Linked DNA regions of Homo sapiens: all the other regions are linked to region 2. Evidence: chromatin loops called from intact Hi-C (ENCODE). Cell type or tissue: PC-3. All regions are shown on one strand. Links, peaks and the distances in the headings refer to the core of each region. The heading gives the core; the rest is flanking DNA.

Region 1 (4,000 bases), core at 1-4,000, 81 kb before region 2:
ATGTTATTTTTTGTTTCAAATGAAGAAATGCATAAGCAAAAAAAAAGAAAAGACAGACAAATACTTCATGATTTCACTTATAAGTGGAGTCTTGAAAAGTCAAATTCAGAAACAGTCTGGTAGAATGATGGTTGCCAGGATCTAGGGAGGAAGAGAGGGAACAGGTCAAAGGGTACAAAGTTTCGGTTAGGATGAATAAGTTCTGGAGATCCCTTGTACAACAATGGTGACTGTAGTTAATAATAATGTATTATATACTTGAAAAGGAGAGCAGAGTGTGGTGACTTGTGCCTGTAGTTCCACCTACTCAGGAGGCATAGGCCAGAGGATCACTGGGGCCCAGGAATTCAAAGCTGTGGTGAGCTTTGTCACACCACTGCACTTCAGCCTGGGCAACAGAGTGAGACAATCTCTCTCTCTTTTTTTTTTTTTTTTTTAAAGAAAACTGCAAAGACAATAAATCTTAAATGTTCTCACAAAACCAAAATAAGTATGTGAGGTGATGGATATGTTAATTAGCTCAATTTAACCATTTCACAATGTATACATACATCAAAACATCACGTTGTATATCATAAATACATAATTTTTATTTGTCTCCCGGGATGCAGTGGCTCACGCCTGTAATCCCAGCACGAGGTGGGTTGATCACCTGAGGTCACGAGTTCGAGACCAGCCTGGCCAACATGGTGAAACTCTGTCTCTACTAAAAATAGAAAATTAAAGGGGCATGCCCATAATCCCAGCTACTTGGGAGGCTAAGGCAGGAGAATCGCTTGAACCCGGGAGGCAGAGGCTGCAGTGAGCCAAGATCGCGCAATTGCACTCCAGCCTGGGCACAAGAGTGAAACTCCGTCTCAAAAAAGAATAATAATTTTTATTTGTCAACTATACCTTAACAAAAAATTAATTTTAAAATTAAATTTAAACAGTTAAGATTATGCAAAAAAAGTATTAATATTAAGACCCACTTGCTATGAAAGTTGCTACTAATGGTGCAAAGCTATTAGAAGAGGGGAAAAGATCCCAGCAAAAACTTGTGACTCTTCTTGGCTCAGAGAGACAATAAAATGAAAGTGCTTTATTTTAAAGACTTTTATTAGATTAGGAGCCAGAATTCACAAGTATTGGTGAAAAGAATAATAATTTAGGCAGGTTTGCCATATTTCATTGGCACTGGGTTATTGACACCTAGTGTTTTTTGATGATGCATTGTTACTAAAGAGCAACTGCAAACATTAAAACTGGCTCTTATTCCAGCCTTCCAGCCTTCAGTGACTTTTTGCTAGAATGAGTGCTTTGTAAACAAACTGTTGATTTTATGATGGCATTAGAGTCTGTCAAATTGCCAATCTTCCAGATTTATACAGCCTTAGAAATCATGTGATTTAATTAAGCATTCCATGATTTTGTTCTTATTGCTATCTCCAAAGTTTATGTTCTTGACCTAACAATTAGTTGTCAGAGTTACTGCTCTGAAAGAAATGGTGAATATTGCAATTGGAATGATAGCCCCCTTATTTTATAACTCATCTTACCTTCCACTACAGTGTGGTAGACTGGATAGCTGTCTAGCCTTAGTCAAGCCACTTAATTTCTCTGTGCTTTAGTTTTCTTACCTGTAAAATTGGGCTGCTGAAAACCATCTCAGATTATTATCAGGATTAAATGCAATGTGATATATAATGTGCACAGCACTGTTCACATAGACACTTAGTAATTTATAGATTCCTTTCAACTTCTCAACTTCTTTTAATATGAGTAAGTGTTCTTCACAGTTCCCTCTTGATAATTTCCTCCCCTCACCACTGTTAACCTTTTTGGGTTCTTATCCTTCTTGCAGAATCTGACGTAAGCAGTGACCCCTCCTCCCAGAAAAACGCACATGTCTATTAAATTTTGCCTACAACTTTGGGACTTCATAGAACTCCCCCCGCCCAGAAAAAAATCCCCCAATCTCATGTGTGGACCAGGTTAAGGATCCTCTTACCCTTGGTAGACTTACTCAGTTTTCCTAGCTTTGGTTGTCATCTCAGTGTAGATGGTTCCTAAATCTGGTTTTCTTTCTTTTGAACTGCTACCTGCTAGATGTTATCATGGTGTCTTAATATAATAGAGAATCAGTGAATGGAAGAGTAAATTGCAACATTTAATTATTGTTATTATAGGCCAAATAAATATATGACACTGTGTGGCTAGACTTAGAGATCTGTGTTGACTATAAACTACAGCCAATAAAGTTTAATCAGGTTAGATATCGACTAAGGCACAACTGTCTAATTTCCTGAGGTATTGATTGAAGCTTACTTGTAAGCTTGTGAAACAGTTTCAGTCACAGTTCCAAGTGTGGTAGCCTCTTTCAGATTGCAGGCTACCAGCCAAAATGTCTTCTCATCTGAAAATCTATTTCTCTTTCAAATGTTATCATGGAGAGCTAGGTGTTATTAGAGCCTTTGCATTCAACTTTTTCACTCATTCACAGTTTTAGTTAGGACTCATAATTGCAGGGGACAGAAACCCATTTTAAGGGGGAAAAAGAGTTATTGGCTCAAGTAATTAATTAATCCAATCAAACCTGATATAGCACAGATTTAGGGGCAAGAATGACCTTCAGGGGCTTTTACTTTGATCCTGTATTTCTCAGCTCTGTTTTCCTTTGCCTCTTGGCCTTACTTCTCCTGAGATGAGCTTTCTTCAGGTAATCAAGGGAAGATGGTTGCAAGCACCTCCAGTTCACATTGGTTGTATAGTTGCAATCCTACAGGAATCAAGGTAATATTTCCCCATCATGTAAAAAACAAAACAAAGCAAAACAAAAAACCCTGGGGAAGATTTTGGACTGGCTTGGGTGATTTAGTTAATGTTCCCTGCACTTACTCCTCTTCCGTATATACACAAAATGGGTAGGAAGTTCCCCAGTAGAATTGGTAAACAGATGTACAACAGTCTTCCAGGATTATTTTATAATAAAGTATTTGAGTAGAACCCAATTCTGTGGACAATAGTAGTCTTTTCATCTCTTAGGACATTTAATGAGATTGCCAGAAAACTACAACTCCTCCCACCTCTACCTGTTGGTATCACTTGATTGCTGAATTACCTATATAAATAGTTCTCAAATGTGCACCATCTAGGGGCTTGTTAGTAATGCAAATGCTGGGGCCTCATCCCAGACCTACTGTGTTAGAAACCTTAGGGGTGAGGCCCAGCAATCTGTACATTAAGCCATCTAAGTGATTTTTATGTATGCTAAAGCTTGAGAACCACTGACCTTTATCATGGATGCTCACAGCTGTCTGAAATAGGAGAATGAATCATTGTTAGAGTAATTAGTGATTTTATTATTGACAATCAATAATAAAAATAATTATTTAATTAAATAATAAACCCCTGACAGATGCAACTGAAAATGATTTTTTCTTTTTCTTTTTTCTTTTAGATATTTGTGTCCCATGTGATAGAAATGATTTTTTAAAATTTAAATTTTTGCAAGATTATTATCTGTATAATTTCAGTCATTTCAGTTCTAAGGAGATGCAGTCATCCAAAAAAAAAAAAAGAAAAAAAATCCACTGAAAAGGATTTTTTCATTGCCATTTATACACCAGTGAGACCAAATATGTTTATGCACGATGGTTTAATTCCTTATACAGTCCTATGAAATAGGTCATAGTGTTGTATCCCCATTGTTGCTGAAAAGAAAACCAAGGCTGAGAAAGGTTTAAAAAGTTGGCCAAGGTAGAGTATCTAATATAGCAGAAAAAGAGTTTGAATATATATTCAACCTCTATTTTCAAAAATAGAGGTTGAATATATTCAACAAGTCTTATATTGAGGGCCTATAGTGTTTCAAAACCTGTTGTAAGTATCAAGAGTATAAAAATACTTAAGACCAGCCAGGTGTGGTGGCTCATGCCTGTAATCCCAGCACTTTGGGAGGCCAAGGTGGGCGGATCACCTGAGGTCAGGAGTTCAAGACCAGCTTGACTAACATGGTGAA
Region 2 (7,821 bases), core at 2,080-6,079:
AGGCTGAGGCAGGAGAATCGATTGAACCCAAGAGGTGGAGGTTGCAGTGAGCCGAGATCACGCCACTGCACTCCAGCCTGGGTGACAGAGTGAGACTCTGTCTCAAAAAAATAAAGAAATTCCAATAAATGAATCAAGTAGGTTAAAAGAGGATTATCTCCTCAATAGTAGGTATTAAAATAAATATCATTTGATCTTGTAAACCCTGTTTATATTAAAATATTAGCAATATTTGTAACAAGTGGATTTTACATAATGCCCAATATTCACAGGGAAATAGGAAGAAATATTTGAGTAAAAAATAAATATACCCCAAAGTTTACATTCAGTGCAATTTTTTTTCCAATCTAAATTAAATTTCAGGATAGTAAGTGAAAATGGATAAACTTACCTTTAGGGATCCTGCTATGATTTTTAACCTGCATTGCTAATCTAAGAAAAAGTATCTTAATTATTAGCCTACCAAATATCTGTCATATGTGGAATGTTGTTTATGTAGATGCTTTTCAAATAATGATTATTCAGTGTTCAGATCTCCCTAAATTTAAGAATATATGGGGTGGCTGTACACATATCAGTAAATATATTTCTAAATATATTTTGTGTCCAAGTTTATCCTTGTTTAGTTTTGAGTAAGTGCTAAAACTAATTCAGACTGAGACAGTATGAGAGAAAAATACTGTCATTAGATAACAGTATAAATTACTAAAAATTTATGTGATTAACAAAATCCTACAATTTTTTTTCTACTGCATGGTTTTGTCATTTTGGAACTTTGTTTTAAAGAACAAATAATTTACATTTCCTTCTCAATTAAATGTTTAAATGGAACTCATTTTTGCATTTTCTTGTTCTAACTTGTCACCTTAATACTAGTGTAAACAAATTTGAAGTATTTTGATCTAATGATTTAATTCAGTTACTCCTCTCAATCTGAAATAAAAAGTCAAATAATTTACCCACACATGTCACAATACATTTTTTAATAGACATTTTGGGTCTGAGTCAGATTAATAGGTCCTTAGAATATGGGATACATATCTAGAAAGAATCTTATTATTTCCTGTGTAGCACAGCATTATAAGTAGGGATTATATTTGTTAAGGAAATTGATAATTGTTAAGGACACTTTAGGAAACTTTTTGTGGTGTATTTGTTTTTTCCTAAACAGAGTTTCCGAAAGCAATTACACATCGCCACAATTATCATACAATTTTAACTATTGTTCAAGTGACTAGTTTTAATAAGTCTACTTCAAGCAGCAGATAAGGCTATATACGATAAGCTATATAAGATAAGGCGTCATAGATAAGATGAAGGTCAGGTTATAGCAAATATTGATTTGGTTTTTAGAAAGACAATTGTAAAAGTATATATTTTAGCTGGATGTGGTGGTGCACGCTACTCAGGAGCCTGGAGTGGGTTAAGGAACAAAGCTCTTCCCTCAAAATCAATCCTGAGGTCACAGTATTTATTGCTACGTATAATGGGGCCATGATGCACCTACACTGTAGCTGAGCTGGATCACACTGTGTTGGGTAGCTTTTTCACTGCATTTTTTTTTGCTACATGATGAATTTGTATGGTATAAGAAAGAGAATTATGAATCATCTCACTTAATCCTTAACCCAAAAATAATAATTCTCCAGTTTTACAGTGAGAAAACAGAGGTTTGCAGAGGTTAAATGACCTGACTGAATTCACAGATATTTATAATAAGTGGTAAAAAATGGGATTTGAACCCAAATAATCTGACTTCAGAGCCCACACTCTTAATCATTGTGCTGTATAATCACTTTATTTTCATATTATTTATAAGTGAAGATTTTATCTCAAAAGGTGCTAGTAAGTAAAGAGCTTCTTAGAAACTCACTTTTACTTTCTTTTTTATAGAGTAGTAATTTAACTTTAGATTTTATTTCTAATCAATTACTTTTTATTAGTTAAAGCTTTAAATAATCGTCTTTTTTAGTAGAGACGGGGTTTCACCATGTTGGTTGGCCAGGCTGGTCTTGAACTCCTGACCTCAGGTGATCTGCCCGCCTCGGCATGTGCCTGTAATCCCAGCTACTACTCAGGAGGCTGAGGCAGGAGAATTGCTTGAACCTGGGAGGCAGAGGTTGCAATGAGCCAAGATAATGCCATTGCACTCCAGCCTCGGTGACAGAGAGAGATTCCATCTCAAAAAAAAAAAGAAAAAAAAAATCATCTTTTTTAGTGGTTCAAACTAACATTTTATTTATTTGGAAATATTTAAGTCCTACTGCATGTTGAGCATCCCTTATTTGAAATGTTTAGGACCTGAAGGGTTATGGATTTTGGATTTTTTTTTTTTTTTTTCAGATTTTGGAATATTTGCATATATATAATGAGATATTTTGGGGATAAGACCCAAGCCTAAATGCAGAAGTTATTTGTGTTTTATATATGCCTTATACATATAGCCTGAAGATAATTTTATACAATACTTTAAATAATTTTAGTAATAATTTTATATAATTTTATAATTATTGTATAATTAAATAATTTTGTGCATGAAACAAAGTTCATGTACATTGAACCATCAGAAAGCAAAAGTATCACTATCTCAGCCACCCATGTGGAGTCTGTGGTTGTTTGACATTACCATCATTCCCTACTTTGAATTTATATGCTACTGATAAGCAATCATTTTCTTACATTTATTCACACATAAGTATTTCGCTTTCAAAAAAAAAAAGACATAATGGCTGGGCGCGGTGGCTCCAGCCAGCACTTTGGGAGGCCAAGGGCGGGTGGATTGCTTGAGGTCAGGAGTTCAAGACCAGCCTGACCAACAGGGTGAAATCCCTTCTCTACTGAAAATACAAAAAAAATTAGCTGGGCATGGTGGCACACACCTGTAGTCCCAGCTACTCAGGAGGCTGAGGCAGGAGAATTGCTTGAACCCGGGAGGTGGAGGTTGCAGTGAGCCTAGATCACACCACTGCACTCCAGCCTGGACTATAGAGCAAGACTCTGTCTCAAAAAAAAAAAAAAGACATACCACTAGTAGAGTGAAAAAATAATATGTTCAGAGTAACTGAGCAGCACCGTAGCATCACCAGAATACATATGTCAGCTGTTTAACAACAGCAACAACAAACAATGACAGGCTTTGTCTTCCCCTCTGAGGCTGTGTTTTGATTAAAAGATAACTTACACTGTATTTTTTTTTAACGTAAAAAGAAATATCAGAAGCAGTTGAGGGGCCAGGAAGTGGGTCTTCTAGGGATGAAGTGGCATTCTGCTAGATGGCTTTTTTTTTTTTTTTTTTGAGACAGGGTCTCACTCTGTCACCCAAGCTGGAGTGCAGTGGCACAATGATGGCTCACTGCAGCCTCAAACTCCCAGGCTCAGGGGATCCTCCCAACACAGCCTCTCGAGTAGCTGGGACTATTGGCATGTGCCACCACACTCAGCTAATTTTTGTGTTTTTTGTAGAGACAGGGTTTCACCATGTTGCCCAGGCTGGTCTCAAACACCTGAGGTCAAGTGATCTGCCCACCTCACCCTGCCAAAGTGCTGGGATTACAAGCATGAGCAACTGTGCCCAGCGTGCTCGATGGCTTATGTGTTGTATGCCTACTTTTTGTTGTTGTTGTTGTTGAGACAGAGTCCCCCTTCATCACCCAGGCTGGTGCAGTCTCGGTCACTGCAACCTCTGCTTTCTGGGTTCAGGTGATTTTTTGCTTCAGCCTCCCAAGTAGCTGGGACCACAGGCGTTTGCCACCATACCCGGATAATTTTTGTATTTTTAGTAGAGACAGGGTTTCACCATGTTGGCCAGGCTGGTCTCGAATTCCTGACCTCAAGTGATCAGCCTGCCTTGGCCTCCCAAGGTGCTGGGATTACAGGCATGAGCCACAGCACCCAGAATTCTTTTCTTATGTTATTGGGGAAAATTTTTTTTTATGTCATGGTGATTTTATACTAATATATAATTTTTTACAGTGAGTCATTTAAAGAGTTTGGAAAACAGAGAGGGGCAAGTATTACCCATGATCTTACCCAGAATGTGCTTTTAAATGATAATTTTTTCTTTAATTTGGAATCTTTTGAATCTTTCAAGTTGCCATCACTTAATTCATCTCCACCCTAATCTACGAGAAATAGACTGGTGAGAGAGACTTGATTTATTGAGTTTGCTAGGTCAATTGTGGTTTGATGAAACCTCAAAATGAAGCATCTTACAGAACAGTATATGTTACGGAGTTTTTATCCAGTACAGTTCCTCATAAATTTTGATACTTTGTTATTCTTTGAATCATGTATGATTTGATGATCCAGGATAAATAGAACAACAGTAATCAAGAAGTGTTTTTATTAAACACTTTTACGTGAAAGTAAGTAGATAGAAGAATTGTTTGCCCCGATTCTGAATTTATGACTCATAGCCAGGAAAACCTTCTTTTCCGGAAGTTGCCTCTTGGACCTGACCACCATCACTTCCCTATTGTTGCATCACCAGCTGACAGGAGCAGTGTCTCCAGAAACTTTAGCAGTAGGGAACAGATAAACCTGGGTCTGTTACAGGCCTGTAATCCATTGTAAGCTTACAAACATTGTAAAAGAGGGGCAAAAAAACGAAGACCTGAAATAACTTTTTCCAAACTAATTAAATTGCTCATTGCCGTGGCCGGGCACGGTGGCTCATGCCTGTAATCCCAGCACTTTGGGAGGCTGAGGCAGGTGGATCACGAGGTCAGGAGTTCAAGACGAGTCTGGCCAGGATGGTGAAACCCCGTCTCTACTAAAAATACAAAAATTAGCCAGGCGTGATGGCAGGCGCCTGTAATCCCAGCTACTCAGGAGGCTGAGGCAAGAGAATCGCTTGAACACCGGGGGTAGGCAGAGGTTGCAGTGAGCCCAGATCATGACACTGCACTTCAGCCTGGGTGACAGAGTGAGACTATGTCAAAAATAAATAAATAAATAAATAAATAGCTCATTGCCTTAGGAAAGCCAATAATGCACTCAGCTTTTTAGGGATTATTACATGCAGCTTCATTCATAGTTGGCTATACTAGGCAAATACTTTATTACCAAATAATTACATGGCACTTAACATTTGAAAAAATGTTTTTATAATTTTAATGTATTTGAGGAACCCTATGAACTAAGTAATCTGTATTCCCATTTTATGAAGAAACTGACTCAACATAGAGACAGGAAATATTCTTAGGCCACCCTATTAGATCTCTTTTTAAAGCCATTTACTTGTATTTATATAGAGCTTTATAGTTTATTATGTGCTTTGACCTACTTTCTAATTTGCCATTCATAACAGTTCAGTGAATTGGACAGGGTAGTTCATGAAACTGCATTTTACAAATGAATAAACAGAAGCTCAGAGAGTTCACCCAGCTAATACTAAATGGCAGTGCCTACACTGAAAGCAAGGTTTTCTGAAACTTAGTGCAAAGTTCTTTCATCTACCCCATGTTGATGTTCTGTCATTCAAAAAGCATTCCTCTGCTTTCCTCGGGTATGCCTTAATTATAATGAATGGAGAAGTGTCTAATGCAGAGGACGCTAGACAGCCCAATGGCCTGAATACTTCCACAAACATGGATTGTATGGCCTGCACACAGTTTATAAATTTGAATTAGTTGCAAATATTTTAAACATTGAGAACTTTCAATAAATATCCTACTTTTCAGTAGGACATTTATCTTAAGAATTAGCAGACCTGGCAAAACAATATGCTTTCTGTGTGGCAACAGTTTCCTGACCTGAGTAGCAGCTATGCCCTTTGCCTATTCGCCACAATCCCTGCAACTCCCTGTTGTCCCTGCTTCACTCATTTGTTATGTGCCTTTAATTCTTGTAGGCATTTGAGTTTGTGAACTCCTCTCTGGGTTATGTCACTTTGATTTATTTTTCTTTGTAGCAACCACTTCTGACTGTATAAAAATCACCAAAAATATTATAATATCTGTTCTAACAGATCCTGTTAATATACTGCCAAATATAGTTTTTCAAGTTTTTATGTTTTTACAATTGCTAAATGGCACCATTAGAAATGGTTAAGTTTTAGAGAATGCATGGTTGAAAAGTAATATGTTGTTATGTTGTTTTAACCTAATTCCTGAGAGTAAAGGATTTCATGGCATTTATGACTCCACTCTTGAATTAGTATATTCAAATCTACATTCTATTTTATATTTCCTAAATTTTCTCCTCTATGACAACTTGTACTTAGTGCTTATCTTCATTCTGGATCCTATTTTTATTATTATTATTATTATTATTATTATTATTATTATTATACCTTAAGTTCTGGGATATATGTGCAGAACATGCAGGTTTGTTACATAGTTATACATGTGCCATGGTGGTTTGCTGCACCCATCAACCTGTCATCTAGGTTTTAAACCCCGCATGTGTTAGGTATTTGTCCCCTTGCCCCCAACTCTCTGACAGGCCCCAGTGTGTGGTGTTCCCCTCCCTGTGTCCATGTGTTCTCATTGTTCAACTCCCAATTATGAGTGAGAACAGGTGGTATTTGGTTTTCTGTTCCTGTGTTAGTTTGCTGAGAATGATGGTTTCCAGCTTCATCCATGTCCCTACAAAGGACATGAACTCATTCTTTTTTACGGCTGCATAGTATTCCATACTGTATATGTGCCACATTTTCTTTATCCAGTCTGTCATTGATGGGCATTTGGGTTGGTTCCAAGTCTTTGCTATTGTGAATAGTGCTGCAGTAAACATACATGTGCAAGTGTCTTTATAGTAGAATGATTTATATTCTTTTGGGTATTGGATCCTATTCTTTAAAAGTGCATCTGTGCTCATATATTGTTTCCCTCCCATTCAAGGGATGAACTATCTGTGTTCCTCACAGAGGCCAACTCCTCCACCAGATTCTTCTTATTCCAACTCTTACTTATTCTGGCAATGCTACCCCCTCTCCCCTCTATAATCAGTTTTCTTTCTCTAGTGGATCATCCATTAGCATAAAAATATACCATCTTCTTTTTAAAAAAAGGTTTCTTCTTGGTACCCTCAGTTCCTTCTTCTGTTGAACCCATTTAATCATCTCCACAACTTTTACCTCTGCCACCCCACCACGGCTGCCCTTATCTTCTTTTGTATTACTATTCCAGTAGTCCTATCGCCTTACTCAGACTATCAGCAGCAATTCACATAGCCCATCTCTCACTCCCCTTTGAAACACTATTCATTTGGAGTTCAGGGATCATACTTTCCCAGTTCTCCCCTTCGTCTGTGGACTCTTCTCAGCCTACACCTGTTAATGATCTCATCCACAGTGTGATGGCTTTAAATATCATTTATGTAATATATGCTGATGGTTTTGAAATTTATATCTCCATACATCTCCCCTGAACTCCATAATGGTATTTCCGTCTTACAAGCAATATAGCATAGGAATCAAGGTCCCAGCCTTTGGGGCCAGATTACTTGCATTTACTAGCTTTGCGATTAATGCCTACTTCATGTGATTGTTGTGAAGATTAGATGAATAAATATGAGTGAAGAGCACCAAATGGCCTGTTTTGGTAGATAGGTGTCAATATCATCATTATTAAACTTTTTCTCTTCGATATCTGCTAGTCACCTCACACTTTAATATGTCACAAATCAAATTCCCCCAAGGAGAGAAGGATCTTTCTCTCCTAGTCTTTCCCAGTCTCAATATACAGCATCTCTGTCCCTATGCTCTAGCCAAACCCTGGATTTGACCTTGACTTCTCTTTTTCTTATACCCTACATCCACTCCATCAACAGTTCCTGTCTGCTTCAGCCTTCAAGAACCTAATCAATTCTCACTATCTC
Region 3 (4,000 bases), core at 1-4,000, 100 kb after region 2:
AAAATTACATGGAAACAGTAACTAGCTGTCATTGTAACTAGCTGGCCCTTAAACCACAAAGCATGGGCTGTAGCAGTGCCTGCTGGTAGTTTATCCAACAGCTATTTTCTCCTTTATTTCCTGAGGGCAGAATCCTGAATTGTTTGGGTTCCCACCCCCTCCCACATGACTCTGGTGGTGAATCCTGACCAAGCCAAGCCAAGCACGGTAATCCCACCAAGCCTCTTCCTAACAAAAGCTCTAAGGTTGTGGGGTTGTAACTTGGTATGAACCTATGAGTGGTGAAGCAAAGTCCACCGGGATTCCTGGGAAAATTTTTCTCACTCTTTAAGAGAGACTAAAGGAAAAAATAAACAGTCCCCTTCTACCCCTGAATGTTGCCTTATCTAGACATGATGCCTAGAACTACAGCTGTCATGACCACGAAGAGCAGTGGGCTGAAGACCAAGCCTATAAACTAGTGATGGTAGAGTAGGAAGTTGGGCTACTTGAAAACATCCCTGAGCCACCAAATTAACCAACCCTACAAATTTCAAATGCCTACACCTCAGGCCTTCCTGTCACGTGAAAGAATAAATTTCTTCTTTGTTTAAGGCAACTGAGTTGGGCTTTTTATCTTTTGCAACTGAAAGCTTCCTAACTGTTGGCACTCATCCCTGGATTTGGTGACAAAATTATAAAAGTGGCTTCATTCTGGAGGGTGGATTGGGAAAGGAGCGGGGAGTGAATGTCTTTATGGGCCAGTCATTTCATTATAATGACTATCAATCTCATTGAAAATGGTGAGCATGATAGTCTTAAAAAACTTCCATACATTAAAAATAATTAAAATATATAAGTGAAGTTCAAAGTACTTTTATTCTTCCTTCATTTTTTATAAAAGTAATACATGTTCAGAGCAGAAGTAGATTTGCCATGAATAAGTAAAGCTTGTAAGCTTCAGGGCCCTTCCTTGCATGGCTTCCTCTGGGAGAGCCCTCACAATTTTGTATTGATAGTTTTGTATTCTTTTTATTATCCAGATCTCCAAAAACCTGAATCTTCTCTGGTTTGGAGTTTATGAAATAATATAAGAATAAGATTTATAAATGAAAACAGCAGTCCCTTTTCTACCCCCTCCCTCCTCACTTCTGATACTCATTCCTACCTTAAACTCTTTTAGCCATCCCTTTTGGTATTTACCTCCATAATTAATTATAAGTAGCATGCTCATTGTGCCATAACTTGATGTTTTAATTTGAGGTACTTATTCACCTCCTATAGAGAAGATAAAGCATTAGGTCTCATCCTTTAGTGCACGCAAATGTAACTCTTCCTGTCTTCCCAGTGCCATAACCTTATATTAAATTCAGCTTTATATTCTCACTATGCAAATAATATTCACAACTAAACTACTTTGCTATAGCCAGAATATACTATAATTACATTTGCTTTTTTGAGCAAGTTTTTGTTTTCTTTGGAAAACTGCCTCATTTTTTTCCACTGATGAATTTTATATTATTATCTATGACTAATTTATCCTGAAATGCTCTGACAGAGCTCAACCACATCAGGTAATCTCTCAGTTCTTTTGTTTGTTTTTTCCTTACACAGATATCCCTCTTGGAGCCCTATGCCCTTTTGTTCCAATGTAACTTCTAGTTCCGTTAACACAGTGATTTTTCAACTAGGGATAGCACCTCCCTTCCGGGGAGTGTTTGGAAATAACTAGGATGGAGGAGTTTTTGATTATTGCAAAGCCTTAAAGCCATTATTGGCATTTAGTGGGTGAGGGGCCAGGGATGTTAAATATCTTGCAATATGAGGGAAAGTCCCACAAAGAACTGTGCCCCCCAAAATACCAGCAGCATTCTCACTGAGGAAGCCTGCAGTTCATCCAGCCTTCTCATTTCAAAGCCCTTGCTCATGTTGTCCCTCTCTTGGAAAGCTCTTCCTCCATCCTTCAGCGGGCCGTCCCCTATTACCACTTCCTCAGGGAAGCACCCCTTGACTTTCCAGGATACGTAAAATTCCCCTATTATAAACTTTCATAGCAACTTATACGTCTTCTTTGTAGTACCTATCACAACTGTATGAATTATTTATGTAATAATTTGTTGACCATCTATCTCTCCAAATAGACTATAAGCTCCACAAGGGCAGGGGAAATCTTGTTCAGTGCTATATCCCCAGGGCCTAGCACATAGTCAGGTGCTCAGTCAACATCTGTAAAATGAATGAAATTCTGTTGTATCACTCACTCACATACATATATACCTACATGCTCACAGACAATCATTTGATTTTCTTTAGCTTAACACAGGTTAACACAAGAGCCAGGCTTGTGGCAATTCTTTCCAGTATATTTCTTACTTTTCTATCAGGTTTACTAGTGGTCTTGATGGCAGCAGCGGCCCATCTGGAGTGGCTGCTGCAAAGATGGCAGCTGCAGCAGGGGAGGTGCAGCTGGGGCAGCATGCTCTGTGAGCTGGCAGGAGCCAGGAACAGGCGGGAGTCCTGCCCCCTTCTGAGTTGGTGGGGCAGAAGTCCCGCACTCCCACAGCTGCAGCTTCCCAGCTGTGGCTGTAGACCTGGGCATCCCTGTGCTCTCAGGGGTCCAGGAAGCCCCTTGCGTCTGCAGGCTCCGATTTCAGAGCAAAGTTGTGGCTGAGGCTGGGTGCTGTCATGACCTGGCCGGGTGTGCGGGCGCTTGGGGCAGCACTGACATGCCAGCCCCCTGCCACCTTGGCCCCCTCTGGACTTTGGGTGCTGACAAGCATGGGAGGGAGACTGAGGAGGGGCTGAAGGCAGCTTACCGTGGGCCTGCAGGCACCCTTTGGCATGAACAGCCTGGGTGCCATGGGAGCTATAGACAGCAGGTTGATGGCAGCAGGAGGCAGACAGGCTCCTAGGCGGAAAGGGGAAGTTCCCTGGTGAAGCACCACCTCAAGTCAGGGAAAGCCTGAAGCCTGGAGGCCAAGCTCCCAGTTCCACAGACCACAGTGAGAACTTATGGTGCATTTTCTGGGCCTGCTCATGGCCACCCATGGACCCATCAGCATGTACTTCCTCCCCTCTGAAGCCCATAAAAACCCCAGACTCAGTCAGACTTGGGCAGATGAAGGGACAACCTGCCTGCAGAAAGAAGCTACCCACTCCGGGTCTCCTCTCCACTGAGGGCTGCAGAGATGATGGGATGACCTGCTTGTGGATAGGAGATACCCATTCCGGGTCTCCTCTCCACTGAGGATTACAGACATCAGGATGACCTGCCTGCAGACAGGAGCTACCCACTCCAGGTCTCCTCTCCACTGAGAGCTGCAGAGACAATGGGACGACCTGCCTGCAGATAGGGTCTCCTGAGAGCTGTACTGTTGCTCAATAAAGCACCTTTTCATCTTGCTCTCCCTCCAGCTGTCCACGTACTTCATTCTTCCTGGATGCAGGACAAGAACTTGGGACCCATTGAATGGCAGGATTGAAAGAACCGTAAGACAAACAGGGCTGAAACGTGCCCCCCACTTGCCACGTTGCAGGTGGCGAGAAGGAGAGAAGAGAGGAGTGAAGAGATGTGGCCCTTCGGGGAGTCCAGACTCAGGAGTTCCCTAAGCCAGGGCTATGACCCCCCTCTTTGGGGTTCTGCAGTTCCTGGCATCTCCAAGCTTCTGGGTGCCCCTGTGTTCCCCAGGTTAACACAAGGTTAACACAAGAGCCAGGCTTGTGGCAATTCTTTCCAGTATATTTCTTACTTTTCTATCAGGTTTACTAGTGGTAGTGGCCTGTAGTCAAAGCTGCTTAGGTAATGCCTGGTCTAGCTGCAGCAGGGAGCTAGTACCTGAGGCTGCCTGCCCTGCTGCAGCCAGCATGCCTGGCTGTGTGCAGTGGCTGGACCCTGCACTCACTTGCTCATGCACTCCTCGCTGCTCCATGCCTGGCTTGCCTTTGGCAGGCATGGGGTCCAGCTGGTAGAGAAAGCCAAGCATAGCCAGCTAGGCTGAGTAGGTGGAATGAGCCCAGTGGG

The links. Hi-C counts contacts between places; a loop is a spot of excess contacts. Peaks named below come from ENCODE experiments on the same cell type or tissue, not always from the same donor. Only the 100,000 strongest peaks of a DNase experiment are listed, where the experiment ranks them.
Region 1: it touches region 2 in a loop (2.2-fold over the local background); 1 of 110 quality-filtered maps calls a loop at or near these places.
Region 3: a loop joins it to region 2, with 7 times the contacts of the local background. A loop is called at or near these places in 1 of 110 quality-filtered maps.

What each region holds. Positions count from the first base shown.
Region 1 is chr14:73,390,843-73,394,842 of GRCh38, reverse strand. The region is part of intron 2 of NUMB (NUMB endocytic adaptor protein); the gene reads left to right. Among named protein-coding and RNA genes, the nearest start is that of NUMB, 66 kb to the left of the region's middle. In PC-3, for the core only: no CTCF peak of the experiment used is centred there; no DNase peak of the experiment used is centred there.
Region 2 is chr14:73,308,188-73,316,008 of GRCh38, reverse strand. All of the region lies in intron 6 of NUMB (NUMB endocytic adaptor protein), which reads left to right. Among named protein-coding and RNA genes, the nearest start is that of PAPLN-AS1, 66 kb to the right of the region's middle. In PC-3, for the core only: no CTCF peak of the experiment used is centred there; a DNase peak (open chromatin) is centred at 4,448; H3K27ac peaks cover 358 bases.
Region 3 is chr14:73,207,711-73,211,710 of GRCh38, reverse strand. The region is part of intron 9 of PSEN1 (presenilin 1); the gene reads right to left. Among named protein-coding and RNA genes, the nearest start is that of PAPLN, 28 kb to the left of the region's middle. In PC-3, for the core only: no CTCF peak of the experiment used is centred there; a DNase peak (open chromatin) is centred at 1,570; H3K4me3 peaks cover 881 bases; H3K27ac peaks cover 2,414 bases.